3 separate regions of the Homo sapiens genome follow, and regions 1 and 2 are each linked to region 3. Evidence: chromatin loops called from intact Hi-C (ENCODE). Cell type or tissue: heart right ventricle. All regions are shown on one strand.

The links. Hi-C counts contacts between places; a loop is a spot of excess contacts. Peaks named below come from ENCODE experiments on the same cell type or tissue, not always from the same donor. Only the 100,000 strongest peaks of a DNase experiment are listed, where the experiment ranks them.
Region 1: a loop joins it to region 3, with 8 times the contacts of the local background. A loop is called at or near these places in 32 of 110 quality-filtered maps.
Region 2: it touches region 3 in a loop (3-fold over the local background); 11 of 110 quality-filtered maps call a loop at or near these places.

Annotation. Positions count from the first base shown.
Region 1 is chr15:61,047,335-61,055,334 of GRCh38, reverse strand. All of the region lies in intron 1 of RORA (RAR related orphan receptor A), which reads left to right. All of the region lies in intron 1 of LOC107984805 (a long non-coding RNA gene), which reads left to right. Among named protein-coding and RNA genes, the nearest start is that of RORA, 180 kb to the left of the region's middle. RefSeq lists a silencer at 5,212-5,371. In heart right ventricle, CTCF peaks have their summits at 3,484 and 3,687 (motif pointing right); a DNase peak (open chromatin) is centred at 3,624.
Region 2 is chr15:60,748,977-60,756,976 of GRCh38, reverse strand. All of the region lies in intron 1 of RORA (RAR related orphan receptor A), which reads left to right. Among named protein-coding and RNA genes, the nearest start is that of RORA-AS4, 11 kb to the left of the region's middle. RefSeq lists a silencer at 5,251-5,445. In heart right ventricle, no CTCF peak of the experiment used is centred here; a DNase peak (open chromatin) is centred at 4,256; H3K4me3 peaks cover 649 bases; H3K27ac peaks cover 1,967 bases.
Region 3 is chr15:60,912,347-60,920,346 of GRCh38, reverse strand. All of the region lies in intron 1 of RORA (RAR related orphan receptor A), which reads left to right. Among named protein-coding and RNA genes, the nearest start is that of RORA-AS4, 150 kb to the right of the region's middle. RefSeq lists an enhancer at 3,402-3,511. In heart right ventricle, CTCF peaks have their summits at 3,029 and 3,231 (motif pointing right); DNase peaks (open chromatin) are centred at 2,396, 2,746 and 3,266; H3K4me3 peaks cover 1,241 bases; H3K27ac peaks cover 1,557 bases.

The sequences.
Region 1 (8,000 bases), 130 kb before region 3:
GCGATGAAGAGTGGTGAAAATTCTGAATGAAAAGCAGCCCTCAAAAACGTTAAAACCCATGCTATTAAGCTTTACACCAAAAAATAAATTCGAATTTTTAAAAAGTGAGAAATGGGGAAAAGAAGAGGAGGCTTAGGATGGTCAAGTGGCACCTTTAGCACCTTGTACTTAACCAGATAAGTTCAAGACTGTGTTTTAGGCCGGGCACGGTGGCTCACACCTATAATCCCAGCACTTTGGGAAGCCAAGGCAGGTGGATCCCTTGAGCCCAGGAGTTCGAGACCAGTCTGGGCAACATAGTGAAACCCTGTCTCTACTAAAAATACAAAAATTAGCCAGACGTGGTGGTGTGCACCTGTAGTCCCAGCTATTCAGGAAGCTGAGGTGGGAGGATTGATTGAGCTCAGGAGGTGGAAGCTACACGGAGCCGTGATCTCACCCCTGCACTCCAGCCTGGGCAACAGAGTGAGACGCTGCCTCACTGCTCCCCCACCAAAAAAAAAAAAAACAAAAAACAAAAAACAAAAAAAAACTGTTTTAAATGCATGATGAAAGTTAAAGGGAGAGTCAACCATTGTTTGATTAGTACAGCCCAAAGAATTTGGCCATTTACAAACAGTGCCTTGTCTCGTAGTGTCATTTACCTATATTATTCATATACCACCAGCACCTCAAAAGTAATTAGAGTATCTAAAATAATATACTAGTGATAGGAAATAAATGTAAAAATCCTCATTGAAGGGACCTTATTAGATGCTAATTATTGCTTGGAGCCTAAATCAAAAGGCCTGATGTTTCTTGTGCCTCAGTGAGGATGAGAAATCCAGGGGCTTTGGGTTCCAATCCTGTTGCTATGCCCCTAGCCCTACTGTCTTAATTATTCCTGCTGTCCTCTGATTTCCTCCTCTCTAAGGGAAGTCACAGTATCATTTGAGACATTTAAGAAGAAGAGTATAGCTGTGCTAACTAATGAAGATTAATTCTGTTGCATCTATGGGAGAACATTTTTTTTTTTTTTCAGAAAATGAAAGTTCTTTTCAAATGTTTAGTTTCCCATCTTATTCTTTCTGTTCCTCACATTACCATACGTTTCCTCTTGTGTTCAGGAAAAACTACATACATGTAAAAGCAACAATTAAGTATGAAGATGCTGGCCAAAGTGATCCTTAAACATTTCCATTTATTCGTCATCATCCTTTAATTTTATTTTCCTTCATGCTCAATCCAAGTGGATTTGCTTGAAACAAACTACAGTTTTCCAAGTCACACCTACCACCCAGCAGCTTTGGGATAAAAATGTAATGTAGTCTATTTTACTTTGAAAGGATTCCTTTATTTACTTTGAAAGGATTCCTTTTTCAAGAAATAGCTTTGGAGAAAACAAACAAAGAAAATAACCAAAATAAACTGTCCCTAACTCCTTTTCCTTGAGTATTGAATTTTCTGAAGGAAACCCTCCCTGAAGAATGTTTATATATATATATATCATGAAGTCTAAACACTCTTCATGCTGTGTAGATTCTTAACGGAGCACATTTGTTTGAACCTATGCCCAACGTTAACACTACTTGATATCTGGCTACAAAAATACCCATCAGCTGTGTCGTCTCCCTGTAGCCCCTTGAAAAGGGAGAAGCAAGAATTTGTTTTCTTGAGGCATTCTCAAAGACCGCATACCCAGGCTTTGTTGCTGGGATTCTACCTCTTTCTCCTGGTCTTTGCTCTTCCCTGGACACCAGATCCAGATCCAGATCCAGGTCCAGGAGGGACCAGGAAATCAGGAGGGTCATCCTGGCATCTGCCCATTTGTAGCTGATCAGAGCCTTCATGGCAGCCATGGAAATCATCGTGAAACTGTATTCACAACCCCGTGCCTTCTCGCTGAGCTTTCTCTGCTGCCCAAGGGGTTACCTGTGTGAGGCCTAATTACATCTGGACAGGCAGGCGGCAGAGACAACCCAGGGCCTTTGTCCTTTTTGTCAGTGTGAGTCAGTAGGCTACCATGGAGTCTCCCGGGAAGGGGGTGGGTGTTGGGGGGCAAAAGCCTGATTTTTGTGTTCAAAAAAAAAAATGTTTTTGCAGCTGACAGCTGTATGCAAACAGTAACAGTACATTACAATGAACACCTTAAAATATGAGGAATCAAGACTGTTGACTTTGGGTGAAAAGCGAGTGATTCAGGACCAAGTGATTGAGTAGCTCCGATCAGGTCTGGTTTTATCTCTTCCTGATAACACAGCATTGGTTGTTACAGGGACAAAAGCAGGAGTGATGTATTTGGCTAAATCTTTAATCAATAAAATAGATTAAGGATCATGAATATGGAGTTTTCTTTTCCCCTTAGGATACTTTACTTATACTGTGCTACAATTTAGTCCCAAAGCACTTTCAGTGAATTAGGAAAAGCTGTCACTTCCTTAATCTTGTACCGGCGAACAGCTAGGTCAGCGAGGTACAGGCTGGACACTTTTGTGCAGGGTACATCCAAGCCAACTGTACGTGGCATGCTGCTGAAGTTTTCATCTTCGCGTCTTTCTTCCCTGTTGGTCTCTTTGTACCTCTTTTCTGCTTTTGTCTTATTGATGAACTGTATAATACCAATCAAGAGTGCATGGAAATATACTATTACTTACAGTAGAAACAGTCAGTGAGGGAACCAACTACTCAGTCTCAAAATGCGCTCTCAGAATATCTGGAATGTTTCCCACAGAATTGGTGATGTGTAGAAACAGGCTGTCTTTGATCTGGTAAAGCAAATCCATTTTCAGAAGCTACAATCTGATAAATATCATTCATCCTCCATTTCTCTCCTGGAGTGATGTTTTCCTTTCTTACGGAAAACACATAGCCATAGCTTACTTGTATCAGCATCGTACGATACTAGAACCACTACGCGAAAGCAGTGTCAGTGGCACCACTGGAGTTAACTGTAATTCAAAGGAGCAAAAGCATTACGTATGAGGCTTTCCCATCCTGACTTCTAGAATTCTAGCTTTCCAGTGGACCTCTTGCAAGGAATCTGAAATAGAGAAAGAAACAAAAATATGTAGTATAATTTCACCAGAGTTTTTCCTCAACCTTAATAAGGCTTAAAAGGCCTTTCCCTCCACTGCTGTGTTTGGGAGTGGAGGAGAGTTCCTATTAAATGAAAACACTGATCATTCTCTGTGTGCATAAGCTGCACCCACATAACACTAATGGTTAGCACCTTTAACTCTTGCACTCTGGGATGTAGGACAGATCCTCACCAGGCATCCTCTGTCTTTTCTGTTTCTGACTGCAGACGATAGCATTTCTATTTAGTTTAGAAAGCAGCAGGTGCTGTGTGCATAAGACTTCCAGGCTGCACAAGAAAGCAAGCAGGTTATTGCAGCCACAATAGGATGTAAGAGGAGGTGCACCCTCCCTTTCTGCTGAAAGGCAGAAATGGAGGAGGGGAAGTGTCTGTTGTATGTTCCTTGGTAATTCGTGCTGCAGAGTTGGACTGCTCCCTCTTAGCTTGAAGACACTCATGTCCCCTGAGGCTCACGGGAATGGTCAGTGAGGCCACAAGAAATGTTTTGAAGCCCAGGCGGAGACTTCAGATTCCTTTGCATGTAGAAGTGTTGGCCAAAAATAGCAAATACCAGTCCTTTCCGAAGCCTCTCCCACTCTCTGGGATGCAGACAGTACAGGCAAGCATCACTAGGTGGCACAGCTGTCCTGGTGTCTTACTCTCATGGAGCCACACTTAAAACTGCTGTGGGATGCTTTGATGAAATACCCGATAGGATTCCTGTCCAGAAGGTGCCAATACAGAGCATTCAGGTCAAGTGGAGGATTCTTTTCGCAGGGGATCACTGGATTGACTCTAGGAGAAAGAGAAGCTATGCATGCCGCAAACACCTGCACACCACCATTCATCCTGCCCAGGCTGCTGCTGAGTGGAGCTCAGGCTTGCAAGTTTGTGGATCAGTGTGCCCCACAAAGCGTGCTTATCTCTGCCTCACCCCCTAGGGGGAGTGGGGATAGGGGTAGTGGAAAGTAGGTAGCCAGCCCCTACTTTCTGCTGTTCCCACTCCAAAATGTACATATTTGTCAAAACCTTCCAGATTCCTTCTGAGTGGAGGATGTGGCAGTATCACCTTCTGTCTACCCTGAGTGCCTCACTCCCCTCTTCCTTCTGCCATCCTTCCACACCCTGCTCAGATGCAGCCTTCTGAAGATCAGTCCAGCCCACGATACCCTCCCTGCCACCTGAGGTGCCATAGCATTACGTTGTGTGGTTGTTGAGTCAGCAAACATGGGCTGTGTGTCAGAGCCTAGAGAGCACTACCCTCTCCACTACTTCTGTCACCTCTGGGGAAATGCAGAGGATATATGCTGCCCCTAAGCAGCAGCCACTATAACGTGGTGGTTAGCTGACCAACAGACTTGTTTTGGCTCTTGTTCACCACCTACTAGGTATGTGCTTTATTTTAATAAGTTAGTCAACCTAAGACTTGGTTTCCTCACCCATAAACTGGGATAATAATAGTACCTATTCATTATGATAAGAATTAAAGAGCAATCCTTCATGGAAAGCAACTGGGATGGTGCCTGGCACATAGTAAGTGCTCAATAAAGCAGGTCTTACTCTTATCGCAGGAGAAGGTATCACAGCCAAGACCAACCCCTGACTCTTGTGACTCTGCGCCCTGTGTATGTTTTACTCTTACACATGCTTGCATTCTTTCTACTATGCCATATTGCCTCCTCTTAGTGTTTAGAACATCTCTTGCCCCCCAGTTGTTTGTGCCTTGAGTTCTCTTTTTCACAAACTAGCTTGGGAGCTCCCTGAAGACAGAGACCATATAGAATTACACAGTGTCCTTCTACTTTATTGTCACGATGCTTTAAGAGAGTTATTGACTGTAATTATTAAATTCTAACCATGGAAAACTTCTCAATGTTGACTTTAAAAATTGTTTGAAATTTTTTAGAATTATTGATATCATGAGTGAAGTAGGTTCCCAAACTATATTTCAGAGGACAAAGTTTGTACACGTTTTCCGTAAAGGGCCAAAGAGTAAATATTTTAGACTTTGTGAGCCACGGGTGCGTGTCTCATGACTCATCGCTGCGGCTGCAGTGTGAAAGCAGCCATGGACGGCATGTACACAAATGAGGTTGGCTGTGGGCAGTGAAAATTTACGAAAACAAGCAGTGGCCAGATCAGACCACATGGGCAGTAGTTTTCTGACCCCTGCTCTAGGAGGTGATAAAAAGTGTTCAGGGAAATGGGTTCTGTGGTCATATCAAACGTGTTGGCTATATATTGATTTGAGTCATCTCACTGCACAGCACTCATTACCATATTAAAAGCCTCTGAGAAGTCCTGCAGTTAAGAAGTACTTGGGCCGAGTGCCGTGGCTCACACCTGTAATCCCAGCACTTTGGGAGGCTGAGGCAGGCAGATCACTAGGTCAGGAGTTCGAGACCATTCTGGCTAACACAGTGAAACCTCGTTTCTACTAAAAATATGAAAAATTAGCCGGGTGTGGTGGTGTGCGCCTATAATCCCAGCGACTCAGGAGGCTGAGGCAGGAGAATCACTTGAACCCGGGAGGCGGAGGTTGCAGTGAGCTGAGATCATGCCATTGCACTCCAGCCTAGGCGACAGAGGGAGACTCCATCTCAGAAAGAAAAAAAGAAAAAAGAAAGAAAGAAGTACCTGTAGCTTTGTCTGACCTATAGTTTCCCCACTTCCGTAAGTGTGGAATATATTGTCCATAGCCTATCAGTGCGTTAACATCCTGCAGACTGGTACTCCTCATGCTACCAGTTAGAAATGCTGGATTTTTTTATGTTGACTCACAAAAGTCCACCTACTGTATTTTTTATGGTAGCATCTTTGCATTTATAGTATTATTATTTTCGTTTGAGGACATGGACTTGTATGATCACTGAATTCTGCAACTTTGTGTTTGTCCACCGAAAGAATTTGGCACCTCATCAGAAACGAGCCTCATGCATTAAATCCAAATGGGAGGATGTTAGACGGGGGGATATCACCATGCTCATCTCTGTGCTGAGCTCCAACGTAAGTGGGAGTTCTGAGAAGCCGTGTGGTTTAATACATCTGTCTCCTTGGCTGCTGTGCCAGCTTTTCATGACAGTGCTTTTCATCATCTGAAACATGTAATTGCTTTTGACGACAACAAGAGAATTGTGGCAGGAGAACTCTCCGCAGTTTCCGAAAACACTGAGCCTCCAGCATTTCAGGTCCAGTCAACTTCAGCAGATGTGGTGTTGGGACACGAGGGTGTTCAGATGTGTGGGGGTGTCCAAGGGGGAATGATTCAGAGCCACTGCCTCAGTTTTTAAAGTAAGGATTCGTGGATAGTCTTTGTCCCCAGTACAAAGGCATAGCGGAAAACCAAAGTGGAAGATGGTGTGGAGGAAGAGGTTCAAAGGTGATTTTGTTTTTTGCATCAGGATGATCCTTGACTGTGTCTGAGGCCAAAAGTAAGTCTTGACTCCCATGAAACTCCAGGAAATGGCCGGCACTTGAAGAGCCGTAAAGAAGCAGCCCAGACCTCACTCTCCTGCCAGCCCCTACTTAAAACCACCCCTTAGGCTTCCCACACAGATGAGAATTGTTCAGGGGGACTCTATGGGTCCTGTTGGACTCGACGTCAAAGTGTCCTGAGTCCTGAGCTTATGACATTTCTACAACTGCACACAGCAGCAGATAGTCCCTGTCAGGCAGAATAATCGGAAACAGGCTGGCTTCTCCGCCATGACGCTCACCGGGCTTTCAGGGCAGGGGCTGTCACGAAGATATCTGGGGTGTGGGGCAAAAGGAAAAACAGTTCCCCCGGGACAGGAGTCTTGTCCTCTCTGCCGTGTGACTCTTGACAGAGGGCAGAGACCCTGCATCTGGAGTGTGCCTGTGCCTCTCTCACCTCCATGGTCTTGCTGAGCCGCTAATGCCTCAGAAGGCCTGGCTCACTGGAAAGATGAAACCAGGACACAGTGTTCAGGTCTCGTTTCCTGGGATAAAGTGGGTACTCAGGTAAGCAGAACTGGATAACCTAGGAACAAGTTATCAAAGGCTTACGCATGAGAACAGGCCAAGCAGACCTGCATATAATTTCATCAGTAACACCAGCATAATCTTACTTAAAGTATTGTTGATATTATTTAGTTTCAAATAGAATTTAAAGGGAAGAAGTATGAAGGATAGTGACTTAAAGTACACAGAAACTGTTGTACAGTTTTGAACACCCAGGTTACACACTTTATTCAAATGCTGGTAGCCTCTTTTAGGTGTGTGTTTTCTTTTCCAAAGCCATATCTAAATGCTTACTTACATAAACACGTGAGTCACCTCTGCATTCTGGGGAGTTTTAACGTTGCTCATTTTTGCCACAATAGGAAGAAGTGTCTTGGTTTGGATGGTTCTGTCGTGGAAAATGGGTCCGCAAGAAATGCTTGTTGAATGAATGATGATATCTCCCTTTTAATAGCTGGGAAAACCAAGGCAAAAAGTCATGGCCGGAGGACCACACTTCACTTCCTCTGCTTCTCTTTCTGGGTCTATTGCATATATAAATAATTTGGGGGCAATAAAGGATTGGAATTTTATGTGTACTATCAGATGCCAAAAAAGGGGAAAAATGTTAAACAGTCATTTTAAAAATGGAACAATACCGCAAAATGAGTGATGCTTCAGATTTTTCATTGAATTTTGTTTTTGTTTTTGTTTTTGTTTTACCATTCTCGACACCTTTATCCTGATTTATGTCTCAAGAACAAGGGAAGAGACACTCCAAGGAGAAGTTCCATTTGCCCTTTTAAGAAGGTAGAGAACACATTGAGGCTGTAATTACCAAGCCCTCTAGAGGCACTTCTATGGTGTTAATGCATTTTATGCCCTCCCACTTGCAAAAACCCAAGTCCTGTTGCTTTCCTCTTCAGGAAAAATGTGAGTATAGAATGAGAAAACTGGTCTTCCTTTTGAAATCGTTTGAGAGTAA
Region 2 (8,000 bases), 160 kb after region 3:
ATAGTATTTACTAATATTCATGGATTATAATAATAAATTCTGAATGAGTTCCATCTAAAAAGTGATTCCCATGGTTTAATTTACTTTAATTATGTAAGAAATGACCATTTATGAAACATACATTAAAATGACATCTATTAGTGTGCTTAGTTTGGCAACTAAATAAATATTGAACTGTAGGTTGAAATTTAACTGTGTCTCATAGTATCAAAAGTAGTCAAAAACAGACAAAATCTGCCTTTACAACTAATGCTAGAAAAGCTTACATTTTGGGTAAAAACATGTGATTTATTTTTATTCTTTGTTTATTTCTAGTGAAATAAAAGAGGATTTCTGGCTGCTATTAGTAAACACATCTATACAAAAAATTAAAAGCCAAACTGGATATAAGCAACACCAAACTTTCCATTATTAACATTGATTTTTGAACTTAACGGAGAGATCTTAATGGGTTATGTGACAGGTAAATGCAATTCTGAAATCCAGTGAAGAATACTTTGACATATATTTATAAAGTTATCATCAGATGCACAGTCTTTATAAACTTTTCAAATTTTACTTCAGAATTCTTCTACTATTTGTCATTACCAAAAACCCGCTGTGGGTAAGAATCAGACAACTTAATCAATTAAACAATTAACCAAAAATAAACATTTTAAATTGCCTCGTCATTCAGTTGCCACAATAACTGGTAACATTCAGCTCCTCACCCAATGGTGGAGGGTGACGAAGTCATGAGCACAGGTAGGTGATGCCAAACTCTGCTCTTTTAAATGAAAACCATATGTAATTATTCACTACATTCATCCAGTTATTTAAGTAGAAATTAAAATATCTGCTATTATCACCTTTAATGATATGAACATTGCAGAAACTTTTTTTGTGAAACCCTGGGTTTCCCTCAGTTTGGGAGCTGTCACTTAGGAGAAGGTGGAGATATTGAGGGATGATAAGCCCCACAAGGGCAAGGATTTCGTTTTGTTCACTGCTACATCCCCTGTACCAGGACGGTGCCTGGCACAGCACAGACACTTTGCAGATATTCAGTGAATAAATGAATGAGTGAATGAATGAATGCAGGTTAAGCCGAAGTCAGAGTTTTCTGCAGAGGTATGGAATGGAGTGGACATGATTTGCATGGAGGAGAGAAACTGCTGCAAGAACAAGAGAGGGAACAAACAGGAGATGAGTTAGCAAACAACCTTGTAGGTGAAAAGGCAGATCGTTTCCATGAAGAACAATCATGTATCCCACAACCATTTCTTGAACAGCTTCTATGTGTTGGGTTTGTGGAAAATGCTATGGGATTCAGAGATGAAAAAGACTCAGCTCTCTGCTGGAGAGGATGTGGAGAAATAGGAACACTTTTACACTGTTGGTGGGACTGTAAACTAGTTCAACCATTGTGAAAGTCGGTGTGGCGATTCCTCAGGGATCTAGAACCAGAAATACCATTTGACCCAGCCATCCCATTACTGGGTATATACCCAAAGGATTATAAATCATGCTGCTATAAAGACACATGCACACGTATGTTTATTGCGGCACTATTCACAATAGCAAAGACTTGGAACCAACCCAAATGTCCGACAATGATAGACTGGATTAAGAAAATGTGGCACATATACACCATAGAATACTATGCAGCCGTAAAAAAGGATGAGTTCATGTCCTTTGTAGGGACATGGATGAAGCTGGAAACCATCATTCTCAGCAAATTATAGCAAGGACAAAAAACCAAACACCACATGTTCTTATTCATAGGTGGGAATTGAACAATGAGAACACATGGACACAGGAAGGGGAACATCACACACCGGGGCCTGTTGTGGGGTGGGGGGAGGGGGGAGGGATAGCATTAGGAGATATACCTAATGCTAAATGACGAGTTAATGGGTGCAGCACACCAACATGGCACATGTATACATATGTAACAAACCTGCACACTGTGCACATGTGCCCTAAAACTTAAAGTATATATAAAAAAAAAAAAAGACTCAGCTCTCATCTTCAAGAAGTGCACTGAGTTTACGGGGATAATAAGAGAGATATCCATTCCAGACTGAGCATACACAACCCACATTCCACAGACATTAGAAGGAAAGAGAAAGGAGTCGAAGGGAAGTGCTAGCTTCAAGAAGCAAGAGAATGGAGCCCTATTTCCAGCTTTGCCACCAACTGGAAAGTCATTTGCCCTCTCTGGGTCCTAGTTTCCTCATCTGTATAAGAAAGGACTAGGACCAGAGCTCCTCCAATGTGCCTGTGCAGCAAACCTCTGACAGTCTATGGGATTTGGAAATTCAGAGGAGGTGGATGTCAATGTTGGCAGAGGTATTGTGGACATGTATCCTCAAGGATGTGGAAGTTGAGTTGTCCCTGAAGAATGAGGGAAGGGCGTCAAAGTTGGGGGTCAAGCATTTCAGGTAGAAGAACTAGGAAGGAATTAAGCCATGAGACTAAAACAGCCCTAATAATTTTTTGATGTCCATTTTATGAAGTAAGAGAAGTATGAACAAGCAGACTCAGATGATATGGATGCTACAGTACAGCTGGAATTAGCAAGAGTTTGTTTGGAACAAAGGGTCAAATTCATCTAACTGGAGTAATCCCAACTTTGGAAACCCCATATGTTGGTGTTAAGAGCAGTCTTCTAAAAGAGCTAAGTGAGAAGAATGCACAACGAAACCTCCATGGTAGTGAAACAATGATGTAAACAAAAGATGATGGGAAAATGTGACACGTTCTCACAAGGTGGAAAAGCAGCCGATGATTTTCAAAGCAGACAAATAAAAATACCTCATGCTATATTGTGAATATGGATTTCTACCCAAAAAGGGATGCCATTAGGACTCAAAAGACTAACACAATATAGGAAGTAACCATAATTCTATTGAGGCCAAAATTGAAAACATCATCCTTATTCAGACTCATTGAGAGGAGGTTGAGGAAGAAGAGCAAGTGAGTAGCCACGGACCAGTGTTCCGGGTCTGGGTCAAGGGCCTTGGCCAGTTGCTTAATGTTGGTCTCTTCATCTGTCCAGTGGGAGTAATAATACTTGCTCCACATGTATCGTGATGCTGTTACAAGGATCAAACGGGATAATAGAAGTGGATTTGCTTTAAAAAGAATCAAGTGCTGTAATCACTGGACTAAAGCAATAGAAATTCATGCATTTGTGATGTCTGTCTAGTATATGAACAGCTTGTGCAAACACACTTAAAGTAGTTCCTTGTATTTGCAGAGTGCTTCAGAGCTTGTCAGGTTCCAAAAAATATAAAGGGATATAGCATGGCTTTATATTCTGAAAACCTAGGTTTGGATTTCAATCTCATTGCTTCCTAGTGTGATTTGGCGTAGTGTTATTTAACACATCTGGGCTCAATTTCCTCATCTGTAAAATAGACAGAGATACCTACGCATGCATGGTGGTTGTGAAATTCACATGTGATAAGGGATGAAGGGTGGAGAGGTCAGTGCCTGCCCATGCAGGCCCTCAGAGCACACTGGCTGTTTTTATTTCCCTGTTCCGCTAGGACATAAGCTCCTAGGGCTGACCACGTCCATTGGTATTCCCAGTTACCAGCAGAGTTCCTGAGACAGAATTGGTGTTCGATAAATACTTGTTGAATGGATGGATTAACAGAATGAACGGATGGGTGAACACCCACCCTGTAACAGAGATGAAAGACGGTAATATCTGCTATCTTGGGTAAGAAAACCAAGGCTCAGAGAGTTGAAGTAACTGTTGAAGGTTCGTGTCAGAACTAAACTGCGAGTAGGACTTAAAGGGGTCCCTTTTCTACGCCATCCACGTGCTGCTCCCTGTTCTGAACCTCTAACCTTTGGTGGAATCATGGGCTACAGTTTTCTGAGCTGTTATTGTCATATCTTTTAGAAAACCAGAAGCAATAATATTTGCCTCTGCTTTATTTTTCTGGACTTTTGTTCAGGGCTCACAGAGTAAAAAAATTCAAGTCAACTTTTACATTCTTCTTGTTGTTTTGAAAAGGGGCCAAAAAGCAAAGCAAAGAAACATAAGCAAAATCTCAAATATCTTTGGTTTTGACAGTCCCTGGATGGCTGGACATAGCCCCAGGAAAATGAATCTAATCTGCACTGAAAGGTACAGTTTGTTTCTTTCTCCCACAGACAGACGGAAATGTGTGTTTGGGAGGCTGATTCATCCAATGGCCCCTGCACCAGGCCTGGGACCAGCGCTATTCATTATTTGCTCTGTTCCTCTTTCGTTTACAAGGTCAGAGTCGATGTTTTGGTTGTTTTCCCAGCAGTGCTCTACTGACCGACTTCGCTCTAATCCCTTGATGTCACTTAAATAAACTCGAGGCGGGTGGGGGTGGGGGGAGCAATTTGAGAACTCCAATGATTTCCTACCGCTGTTGTTCTCGGCGGCAAATTAATTTGATGCTGTTATGTAAGTGTAATCATCCTCTCTAATCACATCACAGGATTGGGAACTGCCAGAAATAACAGAAGGGAACATTGGAGATATCAAAGGGGAGCCACTAAAATAGATTGTTTATTTAGGTACCAAATTGAAACGCTATTATTGGGAGATGGAAAACAACCGTCGCCACACTTTCCTTTCACACGTCCCTGCGCTTTACATACTGTATTTGTCAGGATGCATCAGCCAGAAGGAAAAGGAAAGAGGAAATCAGAGCTTCCATTTGTGCCATCGGGAAGGAAATGGGGAAAGTCAGAGGTGTCTGAGCGTCAATGGGCTTTTGTTGGTGCGCAAAATTTTGGTTGTGATTACTGCTCTAAGACGCTTCTCTCTGCCTGATGTTCTTTCCTGATGTCTGCCCTCTCTCTTCTTTATTCTTTCCCATACTAGCCCATTGCCTTCTCCCTCCCCATTTTTTTTTTAGCAAGTCAAAGAAGACTCAGCCTAGCTCGGATGATCCTTCTCCACCTCCTTATTGATGGCCCTTCTCTCAAGTGATGGGGACCCTGGAGATAGGTTAAATGCATACAGCTTCCCTATCTCCTCACACATGTTGTCGGATCTCTTCCCAAACTCTTCTGCTTCTACCTAGACATGGAGTCATAGGGGTGAGAAATAAAGTCCCATCCTTACTTGGAGTGTTTTACAGAGTGGTCTATGCAGTTTTGGTAGAGGAGCTTAGAGGCCTGTTTTTGTTCCTCAGCTCTGTTCCTCCTCCCTGGGCAGATTGTTTACTGTTTCTGAGCCTCAGTTTCTTCATCTATAAGAAGGGATAGCGACACCAAGCTCAACCTGGTGCCGAGAGGATGCAGGAAGGTAACACCTGTGAAAGCCAGGCCCGCAGTGGTCAAGAAAGCAGGTGCTGGAGTCAGAGTCTGCAGTCAGAATTTGGGATCTGGGCCCCAGCACTACCACTCAGCTGCCCAGGACCTTGGTCAAGGTACTTATCTCTTTACACCTCAACATCATTTGTAAAGTGGGATAAAGAAAATACTGATCAAAATAGCCTGAGGGTTAAATAAACATGCATATTTTCAATGATTGGCATAGCGCCTGGTCTACTAAATGCTAGCTTATCGTCATTATTATTATTCTCATTGTTATTATTTATTGTTGTAATAGCAAAGCTTAATTAAATAATAATGATACTAATGATGGTGATCCGTTTCCTGCTAGTCCCACTTCTTATTCCCACCACTGATCTTCACGCAACTGCCAATTCCTCCTGATGTTATTTGCCATAAGTAATCAATACATGACAACAGGGTTAGAATCACTGTTGAAGGAGGCAGAACAAAGTGAACCATGGACAGGTTGTAGAGAGAGATGCCCCGCCATGGGGAGGGAAAGGACATTCAGCTGAAGGCTCTTAGGAGACATACTCCTTAGGGCCTCTGACTGTGGGCTGTCCCTGTTCTCCTGGTCTCCCAGGCCCTCTGCACTGTCTTGGATTCTGCTCCCCACCTGCCTTTCTTCCCTGCTCTCCTCACTGCCTGCCTGAAAATGCCTTCTGCCAGCCAAGTCCTCACAGTGGAGTGAAATAATCCTTTTACCGTGGGGTAACGAGAGGGACATCCAACCTGGAGTTGGAACTAAGGTGCTTGAATCCTTCCCTGCCCTTCGCCCCTCAGATGACTGTGTTTATGGACCTAGGTGGCTTTGTCTATGAAGCATGCATGGCACAGTGCCAGCCAATTCCCTCTTTCTGAAGCAACTGCTAGAATACTGAATACCTTCCCTGAAGGTAAAATACAAATATTTTTTAAGTGAAAAATGAAAATACATTTCTGAAACTGTTTTCTACATGCTGATCACAAAAGGGAATAGATTACTATCCATGGTCCTCTTTTGCTCTTTTTCCTCTAATCTAATCTCAGTTTGATGTCCTCTCTCCTTGAAAGATTATATACATAGAGAGCCTAATTATTAGGCTGCCCAAAACAGCTGCTATACCTGGACAGAACGCTCACTGAGGTTTGGTCACCAGACTCAGACAAGGTTGAACACGGTAGCATCTGGGACAAAAATATGCTTGCAAAAATATATTGAAACTGAAATTTTAAAAGGGATTCTTTCTCTGCTTCTGTTTTCTAAAGAAAATTATCTGCACAATTGTTCTCTGTATGTCACTTCATTTGACATGAACTTTTCAAACTGCAGGTTTTAGCTAGCTAGTTTATGCCTAAAACAAAGGAAATACTGATTGAGGAGACCAGTGGCATGGTGGAGAGTGAGTCCTTTCTCAGCTGTAGATATGACCTGGGTCTCCTAGGCTTTGGAGTCAGACTTTGGCTATGCCACTTTCTGGCTGTATGGCTTTGGGCAAATTACTTAACCTTTTTGAACCTCCATTTCCTCAACTGTAAATTGGAGCTGATAATAGTATCCATCTGTAGGGATGTAGTGAAGATAATATGAAATAATAAATGAAAAATACTTGGCACATAGAAAGGTTTTGATTAATATTAGCTATATTGTTTTTAAGACAGAGTCTTGCTCTGTTTGCCAGGCTGGCGTGCACTGGTGTACTCATGGCTCACCGCAGCCTCGACATTCCAGACTCAAGCAATTCTTCCACCTCAGCCTCCTGAGTAGCTGGGACTACAGGCGCACACTACCACGTCAGACTAATTTTTTGTAATTTGTAGTAGAGACGGGGTCTCACTATGTTGTCCAGGCTGATCTTGAACTCCTGGGCTCAAGCAATCCTCCTGCCTCGGCCTTCCAAAATGTTGGGATTACAGGTATGAGCCACCGCACCCAGCCCTAATATTAGCTATTATCGTTATTGTTTTTGTTATTTAGATTTAGATCTTTAGGTGCCTAAAATCAGGGAACAGAGTTTCTCTCCATCATATCCCCTGGTAAAAGGAGACAGTGTCTAAGTGTGCTAACAGACAGCCTGCAACATTTACCTGGGCAATTCTGGTTTGCATTTACTTTTTCCCACAAAGTTTAGTCCATTAATGTAAGGGTTACTTAAATTGATCATCAACTTATTCTCCCTCTCTTAGCTAGTGTAAATTAATCTCCTAAAATAGCTAAAACAGTTCAATATTTGACTACATATCATAACTCACCACCATAGAATATTAGTTAGAAAAAAATAAGCATTTACAGAAATCCCATTAATTTACATTTCATCCCTGCTTAGAGCAATTTGCAGTAATTCAATCTGGATCAGGCTACGTTAAGTTTTACATCTATGTTTTAGAGAAATAATTTACTGGAAGAATTAATGGTGCAAGTGAGATTGTAAGGGATGTACTAAACTTTTAAAGACAGTAAATATTTTTATAACAATAATAGTCTGTATGAAATTAAAATTTGTAATTTATAGGTGGATGTTGTTCAATGAAGGCATAGAGCCATGTTTCTCAAAATTCCATCCAAGAGAGAATAGGGGGAAAGACCACTGCTCATAAACTACACCCCACGACTTCTGAATCAGGATCCCTGGGGATGGACTCTAGGAATGTGCATTTTAACAAGCTCCCGGGGTGATTCTTATATTTACTAAAATTTATAATTATCT
Region 3 (8,000 bases):
ATTCTGAGTCTGCTTCTTTAAGACAAAGATGATGAGATTAGCCTTAGAGAAATATTAGAGAAAGGTTAACTTAGATGATAGAGGTGGAAGATAAAATGGCTGATTCGTAGATAGAAACATAGATACTTAGATATATAGATAGATACATAGATAGATGCATACATAATTCCAAGGTCTCCGGAAGCTTTCTTTTCTGCCTCCAAGTCCTTTGGATGTTTGGTTAGTGGGGTGAGATAGTGCTGCTGAAGCTGTGAGGGAGCTGATAAAGGAAGAGGCCTCTTCTCTTTCCTATTCCTTTCCACTAAAACTGAGCCTTCTTCCCCTTCTCCTTCGTATGCAGTTAGCACAGTGGAGTGTGTGATCCTTCCTGGCTCTTCTGTACGTTCTATAAGATTTTATTTCCTGCATGGTTGAACACCAAGCATGAAGATTATTATTTGTTTATTTGTTATTGATTAGTTGACAGCCCTACCTGCATCCAGAAATTTTATACTAAAAACATAGGTACAAAAAGATCAAAACAATATATAAAACAAAAGCAGATATCAGGCAAAAGAGAGGAAAAGAAAACCGTAATGAAAACTCCTACCTAAGGAAAAGATGGATTTTTCAGCTTCCTAGCAGCTAGAGGAAAAGGGAATCAGTGTGGACTTCAGATTTCTCATTATCTATTAGTAGGGGGGCATTGCAGGTCAGGAGGTGCAAATGTCTGCCTGCTCTTGACCAGTGAAAGGAATGTGATACAGGAGTCTTTGTATAGGTGCCGTAATCAGGTAAAAAATATGTATTTAAATATCCCAGAGTAGCCTCTATAATGGATGCAGAGGCACTCCCTATATAGGTATTATCTATAGTAGCCTAGTCTCAATTTTGAGGCATCAACAACTCCTCCCTCATGAAGGAATTGCATTATGGAAAATCACTCGGAGGTGGCCTGTGTGGGCTCCAGGCCTGGCTCTGCCATTTATCTGCTTTGTGACATTGGACCATACCTTCCTTCACCCCTGCTGGGCCCTGGGCTTCTCCTCTATTAAACGAGGGGTCTCCTGCAGTTCTAAGAGCTAAAGTTTCTCTTATTCTTCATATGCCAGGCACCCCGTTGTGTGGGTTTCTCCTCCCCATGCCCAGTGATATCCAGTGAGAATCAATAGCAAGAGCAACCTCAGAGGATAGTCAACTCAAGGGGATGTGGAGGAAAAGCCAAGGAGGCCACTGTTGCCAAGAAATACAGTCTGGAGACCAGTTTTGTATTTGGGGGCAGGGTGGTTCATGCCTAGTGCATATTATATAAGCCGCATGTCTTTTCGTAGCATCATAAGTAGATGGAACCTACCACCTCCTCTGCTTCTGCCTTCCTTATATTCTCTTGGTCCCCACAGAGCAGAGGACAGGCAGTCATTCAGTCTCCTGGGTTTCGTACCCCTTAGCTCAAGCACGGGCTTTCTGAGCTTCCTTACTCTCTGCCTAACAAGTTGGTAATTCCTGGCTGTACCCTGGCTCAACAGACCTGAAGACTAGCCTGGTACAGCTCAGGGCCTGCACCCTTTGCTCAAGCTCACACATCTCTTTCTGCTCCCTCCCTGTCACCAAGGCACCCCAGACATGCCCAGAAACAGGACAAACCTGCACAACTACATTCTTCACCTGCCAGAAGAAGAAAAAAAATATTTCTGATATCTCCAAGGTTCCTGCTTTTCTGTCAATTGGGAATGAAAAGATAAAGTCCCTTTCATAACAACATTTTCTTACAAAGCCACAACTAATCATGTCATTAATGGGTAATTCCAAGGTAGCTAGTTGTTGGTAATCATGCATCTCCAAAGTGCCCAGTTTCTACATGGCAATTCCAATCGTAATTACCATGAAATTATATAACTGCAAATTATCCTGCCGTGTGAGTGGTGTAAATAAATACGTACCTGCTCTGTGATAATAAACATGAATGACATGGTTAGTTAATTAGTAGCCACTGGAAATTCACTAATGGCCTACCAAACCAGTAACTTTCTCCTGAAGAGGGAAGAAGATTGTTGATGTTTGTTCAGTTTGGCTTAATCAAGGCTTTAGTGAAGGCATTGATACTGCCTGCTCTTTGTTTTCTCATGGTTCCTTGAATCTGGAAAGTGAGGCTCTGTTAAGTTAGCAACCAGGACTTTCCAAAGACATTAAGTCCCACACACTAGTTATATGACTTGGGGATGGTGCTTAATCCTTCTGAGCCTCAAATTCCTTCTCTGTAAAATGGGAGTGATGCCAACTTGATGGCAATGCATACCTCCTGGGGTTGTCGAAAGGATTAGATGAGGTTACGTACAGGGACACATGGTATAAACTCTCCAAGGTTTGCTGTTACTGGCTGAGAATGGGAAGAAAGCCCAGCTTCACAGGCCATCCCACTTTTGTGCTCAGAGGGCTGCGTCTGATTCAGTTGGGTGTGAAGCACTATAGCAGAGACGCTGTCACGCTTTGTCACTTGAGGGTGGCAGATTGAACCCAGCACTGAACTCTTACCACTTTCCAAAGGGAGATTATAACTCCACTTCCATCAGGAAATAAGGGCCGATGCTTCAGATGCGTGAGGGAAAGGGATTACACGCAAAGAAACTTAACTCCTGAGAGATTATATTCTCAGCCCTTGCCTTTAACTGGTAAATAAATCAGCCAAGAGTACACTGACCAGGAAAAACACCAGTTATGCAATGCGAGGGCTCTGGCCCAGCAAACACAGCTGCCCCTCGGCCGACGTTTCCCTACTTTCTCCCAGATAGAGCTGCTCGTGGATGCCTCGTCAGTTAGGAAAATTCCAGAGGGAAAAAGTGGGACAGCACCCAGCAGTTTCCCGGGAGTGTCTAGGCTAGGCTCGTAGAACTTTCAAAAATAAGACCAAGAAAGGCCACTTTCCTTACGACAGAAAACTAACGCTGTTACTCTCCTTACATAAGGGCTGCACCTTGACACACAGAAAGCTACTTTCAGGGATGATAGATTTATATTCCAAAGGGCTACTAAACTTGTAACCATAGTAACAAACAAAGCTATTACATAAAATGGCTTTGCCACGTAAAAGCAATAATTATATTAACCAGATGGGAGGAAAAAGGAGAAGGAAGTCTGATCAATGTGGAAGGCACCAGTAAATTGGATTGAAAATGCATGACATTTTCCTAAATTACATCTGTTTGGGGAGGCGGGTAGGTGCCCAAGGCTGAAGAGCTGTGATGAAGTTGGGTCCAGGCCCCACCAGGTGGCAGTATGCAGAAGTTGTTGAAGCAGCTCCTCTGTTGAGGGTTTTGGGCTCTGGAAGCCGGATACTTCTTCAAGGCTTGATTTGAAAGCACCACCCCCTCCCATCACCAGTGCGATGGGGAATTTCCCTGTCAACACTAACAGTGTAGAACTGGCCCAAATTAGACTTTATTAAGAAGGATGTTGGTTGAGAAATATTCTAGTTGCAATAAGCAATGTATGCTAAGCGAAACATCAGCATGTTCTGATTAGGCCCTGAGTGTGTGATACAGATCAGGGCTCACCGTGCAGTTAACTCCTGAGTTTCTACCCTGATCTCTAACACTTGACCTTAAACTTAGCTGCATGTCAGAATCACCTGGGGGTCAAGAGGGGCTTTAAAAAATACTGATGCCTGATGCCTGAGTGTCATACTCACCTATCACCTTTTCTGATTTAATTGAATGTGATGTGGCCTGGGCATTGGTATTTAAAAATATATATATATCCAGGCAATTCTAATGATATTTTCGAGGGATGGATGAGTGGTAAGCTATTTATTAAGAGGAAGCTGATGCGAAATATTCAGAATTGGCATATTTCGGGGCAAAGGGAGCTAGGGACTGACTTCCTCATCGACTGCTTCCTCTTTTAGTCAAGTGGATAGATCTCTGTTTAATTATTCCAGCTCAGAAATACCAGCTAAATCACATAGAAAATGTTGTCCTGATGTTTTAGACTGTCTGCACGTTTGTCATAGAATACCAGGGTCTCTTCCCTTGTTTCCAATGCATTGTGAATCTCAGTGAAGTTGCCACCTGTGCAATCCCTGGCCAATCAGATCTGTTCCTTTACAAGGCAGGGAGGATTACACAACACAGACGCATTGGAGGGAATCTGAATATCTAGCTAGATCTTGTGTAATTTGACCCAATCAGTCAAACGACACATACAGGAACAGCCCTGGGAAAAGTGTAAAGTCGGCAGAACTGCCTTGTCTCCATCACTCCTCACCTCCCCCTCCAGTGCCCCACCCAGTGGATTTTAAACCTTTCTTTCCTTCCAGTCAATTTGAGATGTGACATGTTGGTGAGTGAAATAATGGGTTAATCAGGGAAAGAAACACCCCCATGTCTCTGCTGTTTTATGAACTTTTTCTAATAGCCTTCCTGTAGGAGCCCTTATTATGTGAAGCGCAATGTGCTAAGTGCTTTATCTCATTTAATCTTCCCAGCAAATTCATGCGGAAGCCATTATTATCTCCATTTTATAGAAGAAGAAACTGAGACTTGAAGAGTGTAAATATGTTGTTCTTGGCCCCACAGCCTGTTGGGATTTGAACCCACATTCGAGCGAGCTAGAATTCTGATCTTATGCTGCTTCCTCTTCCACTTCTTCAAGCCGAAGCTTCCTCATTTCACTGCCCAATAATGGAGCCAATAGCCACATGTGGCTATTTAAATGTAAATCTAAATTAATTAAAATGATATAAAATTAAGAATTCAGTTCTTAAGTCATACCGCATTTCAAGTACTCAGTAGGCATATGTGGCTAGTGGTGAACGTACTGTACTGTGCAGAAATAGAGTATTCGCGCCACCATGGAAACTTTGACAATGCCGAGAAACAATCTGGCAAATCATGTCAATTTAGATGAGTAACTGAGGTCCAGAGAGGAGAAGTGATGTGCCTAAGAATGAGCCCCTCCTCTGCACTGGGGCCTGTGCCCCCCCAGTGGAATCAGTGCTGCCTGAGAACTTCCTCCAGGGCCAGCACTCTGTAGGTGAGTGCCTGTGGAGGCAGTGGCCAGGATTCAGTCAGACCACTTATTGGGGAAAGAAGTCCCAATGCTCATGATCTGAAATGCAGCTCAGAAAGCATGTCTTGATGCTTCTTCTGGCCCATGCTGGGGAGAGCAGGCTACAGAGATAACTGCCCATAGCCTTGTTTCTGCCCTCCTGGGACTTAAAATCCAGAGGAACATATTGGGCTGGAAAAAGCTGAGTTTTTAGAATTAGATAGGCTAGTGTTCAAGTTCTGGTGTGGCTACTTTCTAGCTGGGCAATCTTGGGTATGATAGATAGTCTCTCTGATCTCCCCTCCTCATTCGGAAAGGCATGATCACCATGACCATCTGGTAGGATTTCTTGTGAGTACCGAAATGAAAGGTGGAAGCATTTGGCCCAATACCCAATAAGTGCCAAAGAAACATTAGTGCCCTCCCCTTCACCAAAGCTTCTTCCTGGATGGCCCACTGACCCCCGGTGTCCTCTGATATTTCTGGGGTCTTTCAGAAGGTGAGTAATCACTTTACGATGTCTGAGATTTTTAGTCTTGACTGCTTTTGTTTCCTAAATGATGGAACTCCCAAGCCTTGGTTTCCAAGGATTTGCTCTCCATTTCTTTATCACATTCACAGATTACTTCCCAGTCAAGTGAGATGTTCAATAGAAAATTTATTCCGGGACACTGTGGTTTTAGTGCACAGTTAAAGAAAAAAAACATGGGAAAGAAGCCAGCTGGACTATGAAATATTCATTTGCATCACAAATATTTACTGCGTTCTGTGTGCCAAGTACTGTGATAGGTCTTGGAGGCAGAACAGTGGACATGGTAGATAAAAGTCAAATCCCGAAGGCAATTCCATAAACCACAAATAGAAAGCACACCTTTGTATTTCTTGTCATGGCTATAGATCTGACTGGGGTTGTATGTAAGGAGGAGTGGCTGCCTGGTTCTCACAAAGCATGGTGGTGGACTTAATGAATTCATTCTCTGTGGCTAGGAGCCTGCATTCCCCCTCACCTCCCCATGGGCAAGCACTTTGGGAAAGCCCTTTCCCCAAAGCCTCCCACCCTTTCTCTCGCAGTCTGACATTGCAGTTTACATTTGGTGCTTCTTGAGTCCAAAACAATTTCTTAATTCAACAAATGATCACACATCATTCCCTGACTGTGTAAAGTACAGCAAATTAGCACAGCCAAAGCAGGAAATATTTGCTCTGAACGTGCACCCGTCTTTGTTTTCACAGCCTCTTCCCAGTCAATGGAGTGCAGATCATCTATTGCCAGACACCATGGTATACACTAGAGTTACAGAGGTGAAGAGGCACGGTCCCTTTCATACAAAAGTCAGTGTGAAAGGGAGACAGACATTAACAGAAACACTTAATCCACCGGACTGAGTTCCATAGGAAGCAGTGACATGGCAAAAGGAGTGGTCAATTGTTTGGAGGGAACTATGAGATGGAAAAAACAGGAAAGATAATTTTCAAAAGACAAAGCAGCATGCATATAAGGGCATAAATATTTTTTGTTGAGACCCCCTTTAATAGACTCTAACTCTACAGTTGTTACTTTGACACCCTATACAGTAAATCCATAGTATTTAAGCAGATTCTATAGTCATCCAAATATTTGCCCATAGCCATTCTTTAACCGTGTCTGCTGCTAACAAATGCCAGCAAAGCACAGCATTGTCTTTGTTTTAACATTTCCCTTAAAATAGGGCCACCTTTCTGTTTTCCACCTGACTCACAGTGAAACAGAAAGACCTGGAATGAAGTAAGTCATTTGGTGCCCTGAGATAAAGGACAGCACAGCCTGTCACGTGGCAGTCACGGGGGAAGTTGTACTGACAGTCTCTTAGAAATGCAAAAACAATAAGGGCACTTGGCAACCAGAATGGAATACCAAGACGTTGGCCAATTTCCTCTAGGCTTTCCTGGGAGAGGTGGCTGTAGGAGGCTGGGGTGGAGGGGCTGATCACAGGCTTGCTCTACTGGCTCTAGAAACCAGAGGTGTAACTGGGAGCTCTCTGTAACTTTCCAGGTGGTGAGCATAGAGGCTATGGACATGGCAGGGATTTCCATGTCCACACCAAGGGCCCCTCCCTGAGCCTGAGCACGAGGTGGTGAGCTCTGAGCTCACTCCTGAATCCCAGCACATAATCACTCAGAAGCCAGGGAAAGAGGAAGTCCTCCAAAGCGTGGCTGCCCTTACCCAGTGTTTTGTGGAGCCTACTTTAGGCAGATTATCAGTAAGAATAAACCCTATAGTGCTATAATGGGCAAGCAGTGATACCTTTTCAAAGCACTATTTTTTTCAAATTGAACTTGTTTCTAAAACTAAATTATGGTAATGGTTGTACTACTCTATACATTTACTAAAAATCATTAAATATCATTAAATTGGATGCTTATAATGTGTGGATTTTGTGGTATATAAACTATGCCTCAGTAAAGCAGTTGTAAAAAATTTTTAAATCACACCTGTTAATGGATTCCCCAAACACTGTTTCTCTAGCACCTAGAGGTGGTGATTTTTTTTGTTGTGTTTTGTTTTGTTTTGTTTGTTTGTTTGTTTGTTTTGAGATGGAGTCTTGCTCTGTCACCCAGGCTGGAGTGCAGTGGCACGATCTTGGCTCACTGCAAGCTCCGCCGCCCGGGTTCCTGCCATTCTCCTGCCTCAGCCTCCTGAGGAGCTGGGACTACAGGCGCCTGCCACCATGCCTGGCTAATTTTTTGTATTTTTAGTAGAGATGGGGTTTCGCCATGTTAGCCAAGATGGTGTCGATCTCCTGATCTCGTGATCCACATGCCTCGGCCTCCCAAAGTGCTGGGATTGCAGGTGTGAGCCACCATGCCCGGCGAGGTGGTGATTTTTTTGTTTTTTTGTTTTGTTTTGTTTTGTTTTTTTGAGGCATGGTCTCCCTCTATTGCCCAGGCTGGATGGAATAGAGTGGTGCAATCATAGCTCACTGTAGCCTTGAACTCGT